Linked DNA regions of Homo sapiens: region 2 is linked to region 1. The links are chromatin loops, found by intact Hi-C in ENCODE. Cell type or tissue: IMR-90. All regions are shown on one strand. Links, peaks and the distances in the headings refer to the core of each region. The heading gives the core; the rest is flanking DNA.

Region 1 (11,036 bases), core at 1,147-9,146:
GAATATACAATCTACTCAGCACCACATCACACTTATTCTAAAGTTGACCACATAATTGGAAGTAAAACACTCCTCAGCAAATGCAAAAAATGGAAATCATAACAAACAGTCTCTTAGACCACAGTGCAATCAAATAAGAACTCAGGATTAAGAAACTCACTCAAAACCGCACAACTACATAGAAATTGAGCAACCTGCTCTGGAATGACTACTGGGTAAATAACAAAATGAAGGCAGAAATAAATAAGTTCTTTGAAACCAATGAGAACAAGAACACAACACACCAGAATCTCTGGGACACAGCTAAAGCAGTGTCTAGAGGGAAATTTATAGCACTAAATGCCCACAGGAGAAAGCAGGAAAGATCTAAAATCAACACCCTAACATCACAAGTAAAAGAACTGGAGAAGCAAGAGCAAACAAATTCAAAAGCTAGAAGAAGGTAAGAAATAACTAAGATCAGAGCAGAACTGAAGGAGATAGAGAGACGAAAAACCCTTCAAAAAAATCAGTGAATCCAGGAGCTGGTTTTTTGAAAAGATTAACAAAATAGATAGGCCACTAGCCAGACTAATAAAGAAGAAAGGAGAGAAGAATCAAACAGACACAATAAAAAATGATAAAGGAAATATCACCACTGATCGCACAGAAATACAAACTACCATCAGAGAATACTATAAACACCTCTATGCAAATAAACTAGAAAATCTAGAAGAAATGGATAAATTCCTGGACACATACACCCTTCCAAGACTAAACCAGAAAGAAGTCGAATCCCTGAATAGACCAATAACAAGTTCTGAAATCGAGGCAGTAACTAATAGCCTACCAACCAAAAAAAGCCCAGGACCAGATGGGTTCACAGCCGAATTCTACCAGAGGTACAAAAAGGAGCTGGTACCATTCCTTCTGTAACTATTCCAAACAACAGAAAAAGGGGGACTCCTCCCTAACTCATTTTATGAGGCCAGCATTATCCTGATACCAAAACTTGGCAGAGACACAACAAGAAAAGAAAATTTCAGTCTAATATCCCTGATGAACATCAATGCGAAAATCCTCCATAAAATACTGGCAAACCGAATCCAGCAGCACATCAAAAAGCTTATTCACCACGATCAAGTCAGCTTTATCCCTGGGCTGCAAGTCTGGTTCAACATACGCTAATCAATAAAATCCATCACATAAACAGAACCAATGACAAAAACCACATGATTATCTCAATAGATGCAAAAAAGACCTTTGACAAAATTCAACATCCCTTCATGCTTAAAGCTCTCAATAAACTAGGTATTGATGGAACATATCTCAAAATAATAAGAGATATTTATGACAGACCCACAGCCAATAACATACTGAATGGGCAAAAGCTGGAAGCATTCCCTTTGAAAACTGGCACAAGACAAGGATGCCTTCTCTCATCACTCCTATTCAACATAGTATTGGAAGTTCTGGCCAGGGCAATCAGGCAAGAGAAAGAAATAAAGGGTATTCAATTCGGAAGAGAGGAAGTCATATTGTCTGCGTTTGCAGATGACATGATTGTATATTTAGAAAACCCCATTGTCTCAGCCCAAAATCACTTTAAGCTGATAAGCAACTTCAGCAAAGTCTCAAGATACAAAATAAATGTACAAAACTCACAAGCATTCCATACACCAATAATAGACAAACAGAGAACCAAATCATGAGTGAATTCCCATTCACAATTGCTACAAAGAGAATGAAATACCTAGGCATACAACTTACAAAGGACGTGAAGGACCTCTTCAAGGAGAACGACAAACCACTGCTCAAGGAAATAAGAGAGGACACAAACAAATGGAAAAACATTCCATGCTCATGGATAGGAAGAATCAATATTGTGAATATGGCCATACTGCCCAAAGTAATTTGTAGATTCAATGCCATCCCCATCAAGTTGCCATTGACTTTCTTCACAGAATTAGAAAAAGCTGCTTTAAATTTCATATGGAACCAAAAAAGATCCCATATAGCCAAGACAATCCTAGTCAAAAAGAACAAAGCTGGAGGCATCACACTACCTGACTTCAAACTATACTACAAGGCTACAGTAACCAAAACAGCATGATACTGGTACCAAAACAGATATGTAGACCAATGGAACAGAACAGAGGCCTCAGAAATAATGCCACACCTCTACAACCATCTGATGTTTGACAAACCTGACAAAAACAAGCAATGGGGAAAGGATTCCCTATTTAATAAATGTTGTTGAGAAAACTGGCTAGCCATGTGCAGAAAACTGAAACTGAACCCCTTCCTTACACCTTATACAGAAATTAACTCAAGATGGATTAAAGACTTAAACATAAGACCTAAAACCATAGAAACCCTAGAAGAAAACCTAGGCAATACCATTCAGGACATAGGCATGGGCAAGGACTTCATGACTAAAACACCAAAAGCAATGGCAACAAAAACCAAAACTGGAAAATGGGATCTAATTAAACTAAAGAGTTTCTGCACAGCAAAGGAAACTATCATCAGAGTGAACAGGCAACCTACAAAAATGGGAGAAAATTTTTGCAATCTATCCATCTGACAAAGGATCCAGAATCTACAAGGAACTTAAAGAAACTTACAAGAAAAAAAAACCCCATCAAAAAGTGGGCGAAGGATATGAACAGACACTTCTCAAAAGAAGACATTTATCCTGCCAACAAACATATGAAAAAAAGCTCATCATCTATGGTGATTAGAGAAATGCAAATCAAAACCACAATGAGATACCATCTCACACCGGTTAGAATGGCAGTCATTAAAAAGTCAGATGCTGGAGAGGATGTGGAAAATAGGAGCGCTTGTACACTGTTGGTGGGTGTGTAAATTAGTTCAGCCATTGTGGAAGACAGTGTGGTGATTCCTCAAGGATCTAGAATCAGCAATCTCATTACTGGGTATATTCCCAAAGGAGTTTAAATCATTCTACTATAAAGATACATGCTCACATATGTTTATTGCAGCACTGTTCACAATAGCAAAGACTTGGAACCAACACAAATGCCCATCAATGATAAACTGTATAAAGAAAATGTGGCACATATACACCATGGAATACTATGCAGTCATAAAAAAGGATGAGTTCATGTCCTTTGCAGGGACATGGATGAAGCTGGAAACCATCATTCTCAACACAGGAACTAACACAGGAACTGAAACATCATTCTCAACATCAAACTAACACAGGAACTGAAAACCAAACATCGCATGTTCTCACTCATGAGTGGGAGTTGAACAATGAGAACACAAGGATGCAGAGAGGGGAACATCTCACACCAGGGCCTGTCGGGGGTTGGGGGACTAGGGGAGAGATAACATTAGGAGAAATACCTAAAGTAGATGACGGGTTGATGGGTACAGCAAACCACATGACACGTATATACCTATGAACAAACCTGCACGTTCTTCTGCACATGCATCCCAGAACTTAATGTATAATAATAAAAAAGGACCTAGCGTATATAGACTTTCTATATTTAGACATTATTAACTTGGTACACTCATGCTTAAAGTTGCCCTGATCTGCCACCCCCACCCCCAACATGGCATCTCGTTACCTAAAATATGCTTAAAGTTACAAATCCTTTGCCTACAAATGGCACACAGACCCTTTGAGATCTGTCCACACTGTGCCTCTCCATTTGTATCTCTCAACTTTTCCTGTTAATCGTCAGTGTGTTTTAACCATGTCAAGCTGCATGCCAGACTCTCTCTGGACTTCCCAAACATTAATAAATACTAGTCCTTTGTGACCCAGCTTTCTGGCCAAATGCTGTCTTCTCCTGGAAGATTCCTGGCTCTAGCAGTTAGTCAACTTCATATAGTTATTCAAGCTGTGCAAGCTTGTATAGCCTATGTATCGTTGCATTGTGACCTTTTTTTTCCCTTAGGGTCTTTCCCACTTGAACTATTCCACCTGTTAAGCTCAGTGCCTAGCGCAATGGTGCACTGCTGAATGAATGAATGCTGTAAATAGAAATTAGTATTATATATGTAGACATGGGATTTTAGCTTTTATTAATTAAGCTTTTGGTCATTTAGTGTCATACATCTTGAAGTTTTTGCAAGGGTGAACTCACATGAAATATACACATATGATAAAAACTACCTCCTTGGAGAGCTGTTTCCTGGGGAATCTATAGATGGTCATGCTAGCTATGACTGTTCTCTAGTATATTTTTGGAAATGGATCAAACAATATACTATCCCATTTTTTTTTCAAATCTGTTTCCCTCTGAATTTCTCTTGGGTTGCTGGACACTGGCACCCTCTGTCACAGCTTTCTTGCTCCCACAGTTAGGCAAGCAGGAAGGAGTGGTACCCAGTGGCTTCCCTTCTTCGCTCCCATAGCTTGGCGGGAGGGAGTGGCAGCCAGTGGCATCTTCTCTCCCATTGTTCAGCAAGCAAGAGGGAGGGTTACATCTTTTTTACTCCAGCTGCCTGCAGCTCGGTGAGCTGGAGGGAGTGGCACCCAGCAGCTTTTTCACTCCCATAGTTTGGCGTATGGGAAACAATGTTACAGCCCTTTTACTCTCACCTCCTGCAGCTGGTGAGCAGGGGTGTTAGAGCTCTTTTTGCTCCCACAGTTCAGCAAATTCCGGGTTCTTGTCCCATGACTAAGAGGAATGAAGTCACGGACACCGGAGAGCGAGTAAGGCAGAATAGAATTTTATTGAGCAAAAGAAAAGCTCTCGACAGTGAGTGGGCACCTGAAAATGGGTAGCCATCTGTGAAGCTGAGTCCGGGGTTTTTTATGCATTTGGAATGAGGAAGCGCAGGCTGTAGGTAATCTTAGAAAAGGCAACATTCGATTAAAAAATGATAAAAAAGCATTATTCAGAAAGAACCAATTGAAAAAGAGTGGGTAACAGGAATAGAAGTTCTCACTCTAGTTCATGGACTCTATCTGGAATTGGTAGTTTGGTTTTCAGACTTCAGAGGATCCTTGGCTTGTAGGTCAAGTTTCACCAGGGACCCATCCCTGTCTGCCTAGAAATCTGTCTCCTGACACCTCCATTCAAGTGTCATACATCAAAAAGCTACATATTATCAAAATGTGTTTCCCCACAGACAGATTCCTTTGCAAAACTGGATGGGAGTGAACATCATGGCTGGCCGTCTTGTGCTGTGTGACAGAACATTAACATGCCCAAAGCCAGAGGTCTAGAAGACAGTGTCCCTGCCACAGAGGGAGCCTCCAACGTCTGAAAGTCCGACAGCATTGACTTTAACTCATTGCTTTATAAAAACTGTAAACAACTAAACCCATGAGGCAAGAGCCAAAGTATTACAGCTCAGTCAGGCCACACCCCCTGCAAACTGTTTCTGGATAAAACAGTCATAACATTGGCTTGTGTGCTGGGATTTCACAGTTTAAAATATGCATGATTAGTGCCTATGATTGATGTGTTAACTAATGAAGCCTATACCAGTTTAGCAGATAATGCTGGCAGGACGTAAGGTGTCTCAGACAATTTCCCATGTGGTGTTGCATCAGTCTAAATCCCTTTGAGGTCACAGGCAGGATATTGGTCGATTTTAATGTTGACGATTATCCAAAAGAATGACCACATCATGAACACATTACATAATGTGGTGGGGGTTTCAGTCTTCATATGGACAAAAGAATTCTAACATCCTAATGGATGTACCAAACTTCTGGCTGGGATAGATATGAAATTTAGAGAAGAGATGAGAGCTGCCTTGTCAACAGATTGGCTCCACATGCCACATGTTGGCATAGGTAAGAGATGACATATGAACAAAAGCAGTTGTCGAATACTGACACAAGGGAGCTTTCCTGGACTCAGTGAGCATGAAATAGACTAGCCTTAAGCAGTGGTCACAATGAAATCATGGCTAAAGAATGTTTCCGTGGGGCTGTCTCTGAAGGCAGTACCCCAGAGCTCCTTCTTGCTCAGCACCCAAGACAAGTGGACCACAGAGAACTGCAGCAGTCCAAATGGAGCCGAGGGCAGATCCATTAACAAAGGCCCCAACTCACATGGAATGGAATGAATGCTTCAAGAAACACCAAGCCTGAAGCCGGGCACGGGGGCTCACGCCTGTAATCCCAGCACTTTGGGAGACCGAGGTGGGCGGATCACCTGAGGTCTGGAGTTCGATACCAGCCTGACCAACATGGAGAAACCTTGTCTCTACTAAAAATACAAAATTAGCCAGGCGTGGTGGCGCATGCCTGTAATCCCAGCTACTCAGGAGGCTGAGGCAGGAGAATCACTTGAACCTGGGAGCCAGAGGTTGCGGTGAGCCGAAATCACACCACTGCACTCCAGCCTGGGCAACAAGAGCAAAACTCCGTCTCAAAAAAAAAGAAAAGAAAAGAAAAGAAAAGAAACACCAAGCCTGATGCAAGGCTTGGAAGAGCAGACTGCCTGCAGCTGTTAAGGCTGTGTGGAAAGGCACTGTGGAAAATGGAAATCAAGGAAATAAAGCAGAGATTCTTCATGGCTTGTCAGTTATTTTACTCTAAAGGATATTTCAATTGCAATGAAAGGTTTAAATAGACAGGTAGCTACAGTACAATGTTTGCTTCTCACTCTGGTACACAGCATGGTGGTAGTTGTCTACCTGTTTTTGTTGTTGTTTTCTAATTCCTCAGGATTTAATTAATGTTTTACATTCAGTATTATTTAGACAAGCTCAAATTATAATCATTATATTTACCTCCCTAAATTTTATTACTATTTCAGTGGCCTAGGGGGAGTTGTTTGCAGATCTAACCTTCATAATAGTCTATTAAATGGCTGCCAAGTTTCACCACCTCGATCTAGTCTGTGCGAGTAGTGAAATAAGTATGCATTTATCAGCCTGTGCAGGACAAATCTAAGAGTCTCCTAATAAATTTAAAAGAGCATTACTAAATTCCTCTTTAAAAAATGTAATGTCCCATTATTAGCCCTCTCCAAATTCCCAATGTCATTAGAAACCTCAAGGTGTCTACATGCTGATAGCATTTTTAGGGGAGAGGGCCTTGGATTCAAGATAAAGAGTCCTAACTTCTGCAGATGGGCATTATTTCACAATCACCCTTTTTTTCAGTTTTCCTATCTGTAGAATTTCCCTCCATAAATATCACATGAAGACCAAAAGCCATAAGTGAAGATTTATAAAATATTTTTATCATAAGAGTGATATGCCACATAGCATTTGAGGGAAAAAAAAATGCACTGAATGACCAGACCTACAGGAAGATAATCCTTTATCTCTACAGATTATTTCTACTTTAGGAAAAGAAAAGGGAAATTTATGGCAGATAGGAGTTGAGAGCAGCAGAAGTGTTAGGAGGAAGACCAGTAGAGCAGACCAGCCATGACTGGGTTGGAGTTTTTATAGGGAAGAGAGCAAAGAGATTTTAAGCGGGTAAGACACATAGGTAGATAAAAACAACTTTTTAGGAAGGTTAATTCTGTATTACATGATCAAGCTTATGTCAATTTCCACTTTGCAGTCTCTTCAGGAGATTTCAGCAGGCTTTCTTTTTAAATTTTCTTTTTCAAAAAAAAAAAAAAAAGTAAAATATTCCTTATCTGCAATGCGAGCTGAGCAGCACAGTGCTCCTTGGTATTTATAACTCATTTCCCTTCCTGAGCTAGCATATACTTTTAAGCCAAAAAAAGATATACCCTTTTCCAAGACCTTCTCTGTCTTATGCCACCAAGGAATTCCACTTCAGTAGTTGCAAAATCAAGGGATTTTCTTTTCCTTTATGGTTTTGGAGACTCCCCAAGAGCTAAAGCAGAAAAAAATCAACACTAGATGGCCCTAGAAGATGTACTCTTCATGGTTTTGTCTCTTGTCTGACTGCCCGGAGAAGAGTTCCTTAGGCATTTACAAACACAGCAATGCCACCTTTTAGCCCCACTCTTTAGGGATTTTACATGACTAATTTTAATTGCATAAAAGGAACTCATCTTTATCTTGGTGTGTGCAGTGCAAAACACTTAATGTAGGGTCTGACTCTATTCTACAGTAAGTGCAGTAAGTGTTAGCTACTATTACCTCATCAGCAGACCTGCAACAAGAGAGTCCTTTGTTACTACAGAATTCTCCTGCCCTAATACTGCCAAAGTCTGCAGTTCTAGCTGCATATATGCAGTTCCTGGTGCATTGGCGGATCTCAATAATATTTGGTTTGTGGATATACAAGTGAACAAAGGGCTTTGGGTTTTTGTTTTTGTTTTTGTTTTTAGCAGAAACTAATTCATCTGGCTAAATAACCTAAGAATATGTAGGAAAAAAATTACAACCAGAATAAATTCTTGTTTGCTCTTTATAAATGGATCATTGGCAACCTTTGAGGTAAGATTTGATGCATCTCTTCAGTAGAAATTCAGCAAGATCAACCTCCTCATTATGTGGAGCAGCACACTGAGTAATAAGAAATCTGGCATGGCTACAGTATCTTGCACATAGGCCATGCTCAATAAACATTTATTGAATGACTGTCTTGTTACCAAGACTTTGTAGCAATAAGCTTTAGGGGTTTTAGCCTGACCATCTGCTTGGCTGGGATGAGTCGTGATGATAGTTCACATTGGGTTTGTGTTTACCAGTTCCTAAAATTCAAGTGTGTTCAGATGTAGATCCTCTGTTAGAAAATATAGCAGTATCTGAAAATGTCTTGCTTTTCAAATAAAAGGTGCAGAGGTGTGAGTGTTTTTGCACTGTTGGTTTCAGATGGAACCACAAGCATTTGGCAGCATATTGAAGAAGCTGTCACAATCGAGCTTTTCCTCTTGGGGAACCTCAACCAAAGCTCAGCGGTCATTTCCCATGGAAAACTATGTGCCTTTGGCCAGTTGTGCTAAGATAACTTATTGGCCTCTCTGATGTCAGCTAATTTCTGTCCATCAGTCCTCAGTGCCTGAGTGACTTTCCTCCAATTCATATGAAAGTATGCAGAAGGAAAGTTTTACAGCTTTACAACACAGAGCAGGCCTTGCCTTTTTATCCCTTGGCTGTGAGCACCAGTCCTTAGCCACATACATTCTCTTGTATTCTGCTCCCTTTCCTGTCCCACATTCTTCATAGATTTTTCCACGTTTTCTGGAAAAAAAAATCAAGAAAAGCAATTTCCTAAGATAAATGCTCCCACCTGCCCTTGTTCTTCCAGAAACACGGATGGGCTGGTTGGTTCGTTGGTATTTCCCGGTTTGCTTCCCTTTTCCCTAAGTGCGTCACTGACTCTTTGCTCCCGGGAGAGAATGAGCATGTGGAAGCCAGAGGAGGCCTGTTCACGCCCCTCTCCCCTCCTAGCACCTCCCGGCCTCCTTCCTTGTATGTGTTTCCCTTTAATCTCTCAATCTTACATCTTTCATATTTGCAAGAGTGTACAGAACTATTTGAGGAGAGAGAACTGGAGATCTAGAACTTTTTTTTAACAGATTTTATTTGTCATAGTTCCTTAATAAAGAGGAATGAGCATCTCATAGATGAGTGCATATGGATGAGCATGATACAGCCCAGAGCCCACCTGAGCTCATGAGAAAATCCCCCCAGTGAAAAGCACGCCGGGGTGAGGGTGGAGCGGAGCGTGGAAAGCAAACCAATTGGAAAGGTGTTCCCTGTATTACCAAGAGCCCAGGAGTCAGTGTTTAGATGTTCACTTCTTGCACCGGCTAACATGACATAGCTACTTTGTGTCCTCAAGCAAGTCTCTTAACTCTCAGAACCTTAGTTTTGTCATTTGTAAAGTTTGGGTAGTAAAGGCTGCTCTCACCACCTCACATAGTAGCTGCAAGAGTCAAGTGAGTTTTTTTTTTTCAAGTGAGATTTTTAAAAAGCTTTGTCAATTGTTAGGTGCTTTAAAAAAGTCAACAGAGAGTGTTATAACTGAAAGAGATACTTTAAAATTGCTATAGCTACCTGCTATTAACTAAAGGCATTAAGAAACTTGAAAACCAACACCAAGAAAAAGAGTATAATTAAATTCCCCGACAAATAGTAATTTCATCTTATTCAAATAGTCTTCTTCTGAAGTGATCTCAGAAAATATGGAGCTATTTACAGGATTAATATGTCCTAACTTCCCTTTTATGAGGTAAATAAAGGGGGAAAAAGCTAAGGTCATAGAAAATTTGAGGGTTATTGGTTGCCAGAATTGGCAAAATTAATTTATATTTCTGCTTTGAAACCTGTTTAGTTTCTGTAGAAAGGGGAACTTTTCAAATTAAAACTGTAGTCTGGGTCAGAAAGCTATCAAATAGCCAAGGTAAAATAGGGAGGAATCCAGGATTTTCCCACCATTCACTCGTGCTGTTGACTCCTGCCTTGTGGGCCTCATCTTGGTCAGGAGCTGCCACTCACCTTTTCTCACCTGCAGAGGCTCCACCAACCTAAGTGGGAAGATTGGCTTCTGTTACCAAGAAGCAGAGCATAATGCTAAGGGAAGGATAGAAAACCCTTTCTGTTGTGTTTCTTCTATACTTGCTCATCATTTGACATTGTTTTTGCACTCCCTTCATTCCTTCAAATCTCATAGACTTTCTGGATTCTGAGTCTCAGACCTTGAACTACAACGTATGCGTCTGTCTGTCTCCTGTGGTATGTCATTACTTCCAGATGCTAGTATGGAAAGTGGGGAAGAATTAGGCATTGGAATTATGATAAGTCTGAGTCCAAGTCTCGACTCTTCCACTCTCCTTGCACAGGCAAAGGAAACATTAGGTATTCAAAAATGGCCACTATTATTATGTATGTCACTTCTAAACCCACAACTGATTTATCCATTCTCTAACCCTTTACTTTTGCTGTCCTTGCTTGCTTGCTTCAAAGCCACCCCTTCTTGATCCTGCATCTCTGTCTCAACCTTTTATCTGATACTCACACCTGAATCCCCTGCCCCAGCTCTGACAAGATCATGAATTAGAGTTTCATTGTAGAAAGATCTATGGTGAAGAGATGCAATGAAGTATCAAGGTAATTCCCTTCTAAATGGAAAATGACCATCACAAGTATTTTTATGTCCCAGTATTTCATTTTAGTGAGAT
Region 2 (11,036 bases), core at 1,225-9,224, 120 kb after region 1:
ACTTCTGATGTTTTTAAGGTTCACCTTATATTTAACATGAAGAAATGCAAAAGTAGTAATAACTTGATATTTAAGGCACACACACATATAAATGCAGTTATTATGATTATTATCCTGTTCATAATTAAACTACAAGGTTTATAAAGAAGAATAACTCATGATGGGCCACAAGCCGTGGGGTCCAGTAAAGGACCTAAGCCAAATGAAACATTGTTTGGCCCATCAAATGGGCAGATAAGACTTTGGGCAAATGGCCCTGAGTGTTCTCTGTGAGTGCACCACGGCGAACACTTAAATATCTCTGCCTAGAGAAGTGCAAGCCTTTCTACATACACATTGCCATTTATGCAGATCTGAAAATGCAGTTGATTGTTACATTTTAATAAGAAATGACAAAAAGCTGTCAAATTAAAAATAAGCATGATTTGCAATTTTATTTGTAAATTAAGAACTGAAATATTTATGATTTTCAACTGAATGTGTTTCCAAGTTTCAGAATCATTAGTAAACCCAGGACATGTTGTCAGAGACATTGCTTCAGTTAGGTTCTGGACTTCATGAAATACAGCGATACAGTGGCAGTTTTGGATTAGCGTAGAATTTCCTGTTTTGGCAACTCAAGCTGCTTACTCCTCTCCCGATGCTATATCTTCTGTAATGAAAACATTTGCATTCACATGTAAATGGAAAGTATTATTTTTTCAGAGCTTCTTTGGACTACATCATGCAGTAGTTTAATGAATAACATGATTTCATATTTGGATGTTGTGATCATTGAAATTAGTGTAAGTGGTCTCTGTCCACATTAAAGGAGACATGTATTATTTGTCATATTTGGCTGTCTCTGGATTAGTTGGTGCCAGGAATAAAATAGCAGGAAGTTGTAAATAATGACAGAAGTATGCCAGAAGATCAGTGGAAACTTACAGTCAGCTTGAACTTTTAGTTAGCACCACCAAAATCTGCAATTTTAAAAATAATAACAAGGTCCTTCAGCTCCATTAATTAAACAAATAATGAAATAATTATTTACTACTGCAGAATAAGTGTTTAAAACATCTATGTTGGACTCTTCAGAAGTTCCCACGTGCTCTTCAAAGGTCAAGAAAACAGCTTTTATGTAAACTTTGAACTTGTAATAACTCTAAAACATTCAGGATGATATTTAATATCCTGAAAGAGCAAATTACTTAAGAGCAACCCTTAAAAGGTAAATCTGTAAATTTATCAGCTTAGCCAGAGCTTATTATAATTTTGTAATTTCTTTCCTTGCTAACACCATAAATTTCTCCTTCTCCACAAATCTCTTCTGTTTTCAAATGTATCCAAGGCTCCCTTTTCCTTTAAATAATGCACTTACATAATTCCATGCATCCACATAAATTCCATCTGACCCTGCTAATTCTGTTATGTAGATAAGCTTCCTTATCTCTTCCCATTGCTAAACATCTTAAACATGGAACTTATGTCTGCTGGCCGTACTTCCTGTCACTCCATTCGTTGTTTAACTTTCAGGCTTCCATCCTCAGTTAGATACCGAAATGACTCAAAGATCATCAGAATCTTCTTGGAGGAAGTCTAATGGCCTTTGCCACAGGCCTTACCCTGCTGGCCCATTTGCCACTTTTTACAGACTCCTTGGGCTTGGCCCTCCCTTGACTCCCGCAACACTGCACTAGGCTAGTTTGCTTTCCTCTTACAGTGCTCACATCCCTTTACTGTCATTTCTTTCTGTCCATAAATCTCTGAATTCAGTTCCTGCCAGGAAATATGTGAAGCTTACCCAGAATTAACTGACCCACAGGAATAAAATAATGATATTCTACGTAGGATAAGATCTGAAAATGATCTTCCTCTAAGAGCAACATGTGGAGAAGAGGTCAGCTCAATTCAAAGTCAAGTCTTCAAGACCTTGTAGAAAGGAAAATGAGCCAAAAGTCCTTTTGTGGCCTTTTCTTAAGCAAGGCCAATCTGGCCTCATGGTTTAGTATGGTGATTTGATACATTTGGTTTTACTCAAGAGTTATATGGGACTCAACAGATATGAAAATGACTCATATGTAGCTATGATAAGCCAAATTATCTGGTTGAGCCATGGCTCCTATAAATTTAATGAAATCTTTACTATCCCTGAGCATCTTACCAAGTGTTCCTGTCCATCATTGGACAAACAATGTAACAAAGCAGATCAACATAATTAAACAATATGCTTCTTAAATTACCTATGATAGCTACAGCTCCGCATTTGTGGTCACATTCGGTCAATAATACTCAAGGTCCTTTTCTAGTACTTAAGACGCTTGTCAGCTAAATGTCAAGTGGTCTTTCTTCCATGTCCATTTGTACATAGCATAACTCTATCCATGGAGTGCTTTTGTAATTTTTAAAACAGTTTATGAGAATGAAAAGTCAAGCCATAGACTGGGAAAAAAATATTTACAAAACACATATCTGATAAAGAACTGATATCCAAAATCTTCAAAGAACTCTTAAAACTCAACAGTAAGACAACAAACAACCCAATTAAAAACAGGCAAAATATCTGAACAGACACCTCACTAAAGAAGGTATACATGTGGCAAAGAAGTATATCAAGAGGTGCTCAGCATCATATGTCATTAGAGAATTGCAAATTTAAACAACTGCAAGATACTGCCACACACCTATTAGAATGGCTAACACCTAAAACACTGACAACAACAAATGCTGGTGAGGTTGTGAAGCAACAAGAACTCTCATTCATTGCTGGTGGAAATACAAAATGGCACAGCCACTGTGAAATACAGTTTGGCTTTTTTTTTTTTTAACTAAACTAAAACATAAGCTTACCATATTATCCAGCAATCAGGCTCCTAGGTACTTATGAATTGAAATGTTATGTTCACATAAAAACCTGCACACAGATGTTTTTAACAGCTTTATTCACAATTACCAAAAATTGGAAGCAAGGACAATCAAGATGTCCTTCAGTAGTGAATGCGTAAACAAACTATGGCACATCCGCACAATGGAATATAATTCAGCAATAAAAGGAAACGAGTTATCAAGCCAAAAAGAAAAAAAGAGATGGAGGTACGTTAAATACATATTTCTAAGTGAAAGGAGACCGTCTGAAAGGCTACGTACTGTGTGATTCCAACCATACAACATTCTGGAAAAGGCTGAACTACAGAGACATTAAAGAAAGATCAGTGGTTGCCAGAGACTTGGGGAAAGGGGGATAGATTGGTGAAGTGCGGGGGTATTTTAGGGCAGTGAAACTATTTTGTATGATACTGTAATGGTGGATACCCTGCATTATGCATTTGTCAAAACCAATGGAACTATGCAACAGAAAAAGTAAACCCTAATGTAAATTATGGACTTCAGTTGGTAATTTTATCTCAATATTGGTTCAATTTTTCTGTAAATCTAAAACTGCTTGAAATGTTTTTAAAAATCTTAACATGACTAGTTTTGTTCCTAAAAAAAAAAAAAAAAAATAGTAACATTTAAAATTTCTAGTACCTCCACAGCAAACTCGTGTTCAGACATGGAGAGGAAGGTTTAGGGTCATATGCACAACTAAATGTGATCATTTGTCAAACACTGATTTGATTGTTCCAAGTCAGAGTCAGTTAACTTTCTTAGATCTTTCTTCTTCTTCCTTGGTGAAGTTCACATGCCCAAGTCAAGAAACATTTTAGGTAAAGGGCAAACTACTTGAAAACTTCCATTAACAGCCAAACGTGTGATGACTAAATGAAAAGCAATAAAAAGCAGGGCCCTTCACCACCACTGTTGCCATCCCAGAAATGTCTAAGCAAGCATTTAAATGCTTTTCTCTTTCCTTCCAGGCCTTGCAATTGCCAGTGCCCTAATAGATATTTCACAACAGAAAGCTTCAGATAGTAAAGATAAGACTTCTGGAGTCCGGAATCGAAAACACCTTTCAACACGTCAAGGAACTTGTGTCTGAGAAATGGAAACCGCTCCTGTATATTCTGTACTGTTTTACTTCGGGCTTCTGTTAAAGCTGTTCTATGGCCTTGGATTTTATGGAGGCAGATCTCTGTATCATCCAGAGCCTGAGTACAGTTTCCTTCCAAATGGACAATGACCCAGGTGGCCAAAGAATGTTCATGAGTTTTATAAAAGTATTGATGGTCACAGGTGATAAAGTCAGTTTTTACCACTATCTTAGGCTTATTATAGCTAACATTAAATTACTCTGGAAAAAGATGTATATTGTTTCTTAATGAAGATGAAAAATATGTAATTCATATAAATCAACTGTTTATATCCCAAGACTTGAAAGAAAGACATTTTTTAATGCCTGAATGATGAGAATTGTACAGTTTTTGCCTCATAAGCAAACTTGAATCACCTGTGTATGAACAGGGAATGAACACATTGCAATGGCTTTAAATGCTCTTTTATCTCGTTGTAAAGGTAAGGCAAGATTTTGATGTAGTAGGATGTAGGTAATGTATTTAAATATTTCATATGACCATATCGTGTCCAAACTCAGTCTGAGAATGTGACAGCTTTCCGCCTAACTAGAATGCAGACCAGAATGAGTTCAACTCATTCTGTGCAACTTCACAGGGGGTTTATTAGAATGCTCAGTGTAGAGGACATTCCTGTCATCCATGCCAACTACCTAACTCGTTATCAGAGCTGATAGAGCATGGAAAAGTCTGTCCAGCGATCAGTTGTTCCCCTCCTTCCAAAAACAGCCTCCAATACCACAACCTGAAAAGAGCCGAAATGGTTATTTTACAGCATACAAGCTTCTGCTCCAGTATGATAATTTTTAATTGCCTAAGAATCATTGGATCAGACCTAAATGATCCATCTGCATTTTTATAAGAATGGATCTTTCTTTGCCCTTCCTCTCCTAGCTGCTAGATTTTAACTACCTTTTACAAATGTTACAAAATGTATTTTAGAGGCGACATCTCTCAAGATGACCTGAGTTCCTTCCTGCCAACTGTTCCACCTAGAATACAAGTAGAGAAGAGCACTGGCTGGCAAGCATCAACAGGAGTCTTCTTCCCAACACGAGCGCATCCATGTCCTGAGAAAAAGTCTGTGGTTTAGAAAATATGTCCATGGTTGCCCACAGTCAGCACACTCTTAGTGACTCAAAATTCTGAATTATGGCAGAAAGGAAAAATAAAACATACTTCACATTAGAACACAGAATCATTTACATCCTAATACTGACCACAGTTCACTAAAGCTCAGTAGCATTAACAGATATAGTTTGGAATTGCAGTTTCCTCACTTCAGGGTGACAAGATATGTATAACAGTGACAGAAATCTCCAAAGCTGCTGTATATGATATAGCTTTGTTAAATATGAAGGTCCTTTAAATACAATTGATGTTTAGTACTATATATGTACTTTTCACATTCTTTGGATTTCTGGAAGGTTATGACACTTTACTGTTTACAGCTAATGCATAGTTACTTGCATGCCATGGTTGTACAGTAGCAGACTATGACCCTATTGTGATATTAAGTGTTTATTTCATAATGCCATTTATACATAGCTGAATTTGATGAGGATTGAATGTCATATATAAGAGGAATGATCATACAATATGTAGTTGCATCTTATATAAGATTTCTAGGTTGCATCTAACCATGACTATGTCATTATTTTGATAATTAGGCATTTATGAATTATAGTATATATTCCTCATGTTGGCATGATAATTTTGCTATTTTCCATGCATTAAAAATAAGACAAATTCTTAGAGTAATTTTAGTAATTTTATCTATAATCTGTGGGGTTTTTTTGGAGGGGGAGGCCACTGGTTGTTTCTACTTCCCTGTGATATTTTCTCTCTCATTAAAGGAATGAGCTAAGTTTGTAAATATCTCCTAAAAACAATCAAGTAATTTTATTAGCTTCTTTTGGACCCTCTAAATATTGACTTCTCTCATGAAAAAATAAATTGATGAAACTAATGATTACAAAGATATAATCATTTTTTAAAAAGTGATTGCCCAATGTATTTCTCTAACAATTGTCACAAGAGAAAGCATAACAATAAAAATACAAAAACATACAGATTTAGATGTAAAATCTATATAAGCTATATTTTTAGGGAGGCTAAGCAGATAGTATTACTGTGGAAGAATTATCAAGTTTTATTCACCTCAAATCCCACTGGGTTCTTAAAACTTGAAAATTCAAATTGTAGAGAATTATGAGACACAATGTGATGTTTAGTTAAAGTCATGCTATACCTTTCTGGGCCACATATTGCTAACTCTGTGGCTAATTATGCAATTAATTCTCAACGTATCAAAGCTTTTCACTGGCAGTAAATTCTTTGCCCTCAGGTGAAGTGGATTGAAAAGACATCAAGGATCAAGGATAATCACTTTGAATCTGTTGGTTTTTCCCCCTACATTCCAGACACTTTAAATTTGGATGCTTTCATTTTTTTTAAATCAAACCACACAAATATGCAGATACTTTCCCAGAATTTCGCAGTTAAATGGCTGATCCTCTTGAAAACTAACCTTAATGGAATTCTAAACATTTCAGTTTAGAATGACTTTGAAAAATTCCTTAGATTTTTAGGATGTTTTATTCTGCCAAGTATGAAAAAAAAATGGTTAAATACAATGGAGTTTTAAAAATTAACCTGGGGATTCTATTTGAACTAGAAAATTCCTATTGGAAAAGAATTTGCACATACTTACAGATTCAGCTAATAAATTTTAAGAGGATTAGGATTCTCATAATTCTTTAAATGAAAATTTGTTTTAGTGATACACAGAGATGCCGTATACTATAGTGTTATGTTCAGTAGGAAAACTTCAAATAGTTCGTATTTAAAAAGGTAATTGATCCTTGCTGTACTTCCCAACATCTCATCTTCTTTTAGCTGCAGTAAGATAGAGGTGACTGTATGGCTACAGTTCATGGTATAAGGTCATTTAGGGTGCACACTGGCACACAGGCTGGAAAACGGGCACTGGACCCAGCTTTCAGGTGTGTGGTGCTGGGTAAGTTTCACCTTTGAAGCCTCAGCCTTCCATCTGTAAAGGGCGGTAATGGTGCCCACCTTTCGAGGCATTGCGAGGCTAGATGGTAACACACAGAAAGCTCCCACAGTGGGACCTTGATGCAGCGTAGCTGGTATTAACAACCGTGGGGACACCAGGCCACTCTTTTTCTACCAGTTGTTTTATGAATCCACCTATTAATTTTCATCCATCTTTTGGTCGTAGGTAAAGGTCAATCAGGTTTTTCAAAAAGACTCCCTGAATAACTTAAGTTCCTGTATTTCTAAGATATAGGGATTTCTACAAAACGACTTTGACATTTAGTCAATAAAGACTTAAACTCTTCTTAAATCTATAGTTTTAGGAGAGTTTTTCTTAAAATTACTGACTGATGACATTGAGACAAGAGCATCAATGATCACCTTTCACGTACAAACTAGGCAAGACAGGGTCAGTGCTTACATTTTGTGGTTATACATGATACATCTTTTCTCAGTGAACATAAAACTATGATTTGAAAGGTGTCTTATATTTAAAAAAGATTGTAAAATGAAAACTGACCAAATGAACTAATTCTACCCACCTATGGTCTTTTTAAATGTCGAGTTTCAAAACCCATTTGCCGTATACTAGAGTGAGCTTGGAAACTTACCTGATTACAGGAATTGCTTGGGTTCAGGCAGATTCCCACTTTCACCTCTAGAGATTTAGATTCAGAAACACTGGGGTAGGCCCTGGAGAGCAGTACTCTTAACAAGCTCCTCAGTGCTTCTTACCATTAGGCAAATTAGGGAAACACTGCATTGGGTCAAAGTGCTGCCTTTAATCGACCATTAGAGGGAGTTCTCTAAATAACAAAGTTATTACTCTAATTCAAAATGCTTTAAAGAATTTTCCAAGGAATACAAGCCATCTGGTTGGTGTTAGTTATAGCAGTGATTTCATTAGAGTGTACATTTAACATTTTAGTTTTATCAAAATTTTTTGAAATTAAGAATTAGAACCAGAGCTCCTATCAGTATATATGTACACAGGTGTGCATGCCAGTGTTCAAAAGATTGTGTAAAAGTTCAAGCCCGTTTTAGAAAGCCAACATTTTATGTTATAATATGCTGTTAATCAGGACTTTATTAAATAAAAACATTGGCTCTTCCAACCCCCACTGCCAAATGCAGTTTTGTTTTGTTTTTGTTTGTGTTTTATCCTTTCGTGGTCACACAGGAAAAAGCACTCTGAGAACTTGAAAAAGCCCCTCTCCATCGAAGAGGTGATTATATAGTTTGTTATTGAATTTTGACATTCAAAATACATTTCCCCCTCTTTTTCTCTTCACCAGATTTGCATTGACCTTTCCTGTACGTTCTCTGTGAGGGGCTTGCTGAGCACTTGGAATGTTCCTGAGAATTAAAGGCAAAACTCACAAGGCCCAGCAGCTAAGAATCTAGCTATAATGAGGGTCTACGCCACAGGACATGTGTTATAGAAATTGCTCTTACTTAGAATAAAAGTCAGCTATCTGAGACCAGGGCAGCTCTGGCATAGCTGACTCTTCTGGGAAAAGCCTGCAGGTTCTCTGGTAAGCTCTGGGCTTGGTCCTTATGTGGCCATCTGGGGCCCAGCCTTCTTTCAGTGGCACTGCTCTGCTAGGCCTCTGTAAGGTCTCACCGAGAAGAAAACCAAGGAGGATCTAAACTTCTCTCTTCTCTCCAACCCCCTCCCCCCACACCACCTGGGCCCAGCACCTGGGATACCTTCTGGGCTCAGGGCCTCAAGCAGGCTCTTCCAGGACCCTGACCTGAGGCCTAACCCTGAGGCCGGCCCTGCCTGTGCTCCAGAGGTTGGAATGGTGGTCTCCTCCCCGTCGCACCTCCAAGAGGCCAGGCCAGGAAGGGGCTGGGAAGAAGAGGACCACCGAACCTTGAGAAACATGCCCAGCCTGGCTGCCGCCTCCCAGGAACATCAGAGAAGAAAGAGAAGCTTTTCGAGGGTCCTGGATGAAGATGCGCCCAAAGTAGGTAGAGGGCTGTTGGGTGGACTCTCGCCACAGACAGCAGCAGCTGCTCTGTGAATATCTAAGCCTTGCACACTCTCCTTTTCAGCTTTTTGATGGTGGATCAGTGGCTGTAAGGAGATTTGGAAAGTTTAGCTTAAAACTGACTTTTCTCTGGCCTAAAAGGATTTGCTCAGAGAAATCACCTGTGAGTGGCGGATGTGCGTGATAGGCGTTCTTTCAGCTCCAACCTATAACCCTTTTGGTAAACACACAATTCCTGCTCCAGATTCTTACATGCTTCCTCGCTTGTTTAGAATCAGGGTACCTGGCATGGCCATGGCAGCCAAGAGATTATCAAGCTTTACCTTCTCCAGCCCTACTATGAAAATAGCTACTATTGTTTTGTTTTCCAAATATGAAACAACAGTATAATTTTAAATGAGCTTCTGTAAACTACACCCCCCACCCCCCACCCCCATTCTAACCTTCTCCCACTTCAGGGATTGGGTGCAGAGTAGTTTTAATTGAACAAGAAACCAAACCCCTGAAAGACCATTGCAGAAACACTATATTCTCACCGTCAAAAGCTTTAACCCGTGTTATTTTTGGCAGAAGTGGTATTTTCTGGTTACTTTTGGCAGAAGTGGTATTTTCTGGTTATTTTTGGCAGAAGTGGCATTTTCTGGTTATTTTTGGCAGAAGTAGTATCTGGCCTGAGTGGTATTCACTCAGGGAAGATAGTTGTTTAAACATGAGTTTCTTTAGCCTGGCTGTGTGCACAGTCAGGAAATCTCACTCTAGAAAATCTGCCTAGGAAAATAGCATTACCGAGCAAATTCTTTTATAATTCTTTGTGTTTCTATAGCCTCTATTGCCCAAAGATATTTTAAATTTTGTTCTTTCCAGTGACATACAAGTTTTCTTAGAACAGGTCCTGTGTGAAGAAATACTCGAATTTTAACTCAAATGCCGAGTTGTTTTTTTTTTTCTTTTTTTTAATGCCATGGGCCGGTTATCTAAATTTCTGAGTAAGCGGGGATAAAAATGCTAACTCATGTAGGTTTTGTGATGAGTTTTTGTTGTTGTTGAAATAAGTAGATCATAGTTAAATGTTCTCTCCTTTTACTATGAAAAGGTCCAGGTTTAAATTCAGTGAATCATGAGCGTTGATTTTTTCCTTGATTTTTTATTGTTGTTGGGGTAATACTAAAGTGCTTCTATGTGCCACAGTTCCCAAATAATTAAACTGCAATCGGAACCAATGCTATGTGTTGCCTGGTGATTTAGAGTTGTGCTTTTCAAGATTTTTTACAATATCTATTACATATTTTTAAAATTACCTTCCTCAACTTTAAGTGACAGTTTTATAGCAAATACTAACAAATTGTGTTAGATGTTCTTTCTCATCTTCACCCACCTCTCCTAACCCTTCGCTGACTAGTCAGCTCATTCCCTCAGTGGCAGACTAGTTCTCTCATACCTCTACCAATATTTAAAATATAAATAAATAACATAAAATAGGTCTTGCACATCTTCATTCCCTTGTTACAATGCACGTTGGCAGCAGTAAATCTTTTCCTTTAGATCAGCTTGTTTGAAATACGATGGCACTTAAAAGGGAAGGCCAGCTGGAAGGACACCAATAAAAACAGCAGCTCAGCTTAAAGCAATTTGATTTCAACCTGAAATGAATTACCTTGCAACACAAATAGATAATGGCAAACAGGATATGCTACTTATCAAGACTATTCCCTTCTGAGAGTCAGATCTCCAAGTTCCTTTGAAACTTGTTTCCATGGGAGGATAGAAGAATATGGCCTCCCCAAACATTTAGGGGCAGGTGAACTAATTAGAAGAGGGAAAAACTCTGAGAATCCAGTGTTCACTCCTTGTTGATTTCTGAAGTGACAACTCCAATATGACCTTCCAAAGCCAAAAACAAAACAAAAAATGCTACCAGTGTGGGCTGTTAACTAAAGCAGTGTTTCTAGAAGGGAGAACTACAGAATAGCATCATTTTGTTTCTCAGGAGGCT

Evidence for each region. Hi-C counts contacts between places; a loop is a spot of excess contacts. Peaks named below come from ENCODE experiments on the same cell type or tissue, not always from the same donor. Only the 100,000 strongest peaks of a DNase experiment are listed, where the experiment ranks them.
Region 2: a loop joins it to region 1, with 7 times the contacts of the local background. A loop is called at or near these places in 2 of 110 quality-filtered maps.

The regions. Positions count from the first base shown.
Region 1 is chr10:115,821,969-115,833,004 of GRCh38, forward strand. The region is part of intron 27 of ATRNL1 (attractin like 1); the gene reads left to right. Among named protein-coding and RNA genes, the nearest start is that of SNORD158, 370 kb to the right of the region's middle. In IMR-90, for the core only: a CTCF peak has its summit at 7,792 (motif pointing right); DNase peaks (open chromatin) are centred at 5,443, 7,763 and 8,503; H3K27ac peaks cover 184 bases.
Region 2 is chr10:115,940,822-115,951,857 of GRCh38, forward strand. It overlaps ATRNL1 (attractin like 1), which reads left to right. Exons shown (of 29, transcript NM_207303.4): 29 at 3,837-8,178. The coding sequence ends at 3,958. Among named protein-coding and RNA genes, the nearest start is that of SNORD158, 250 kb to the right of the region's middle. In IMR-90, for the core only: a CTCF peak has its summit at 7,836; no DNase peak of the experiment used is centred there; H3K27ac peaks cover 1,602 bases.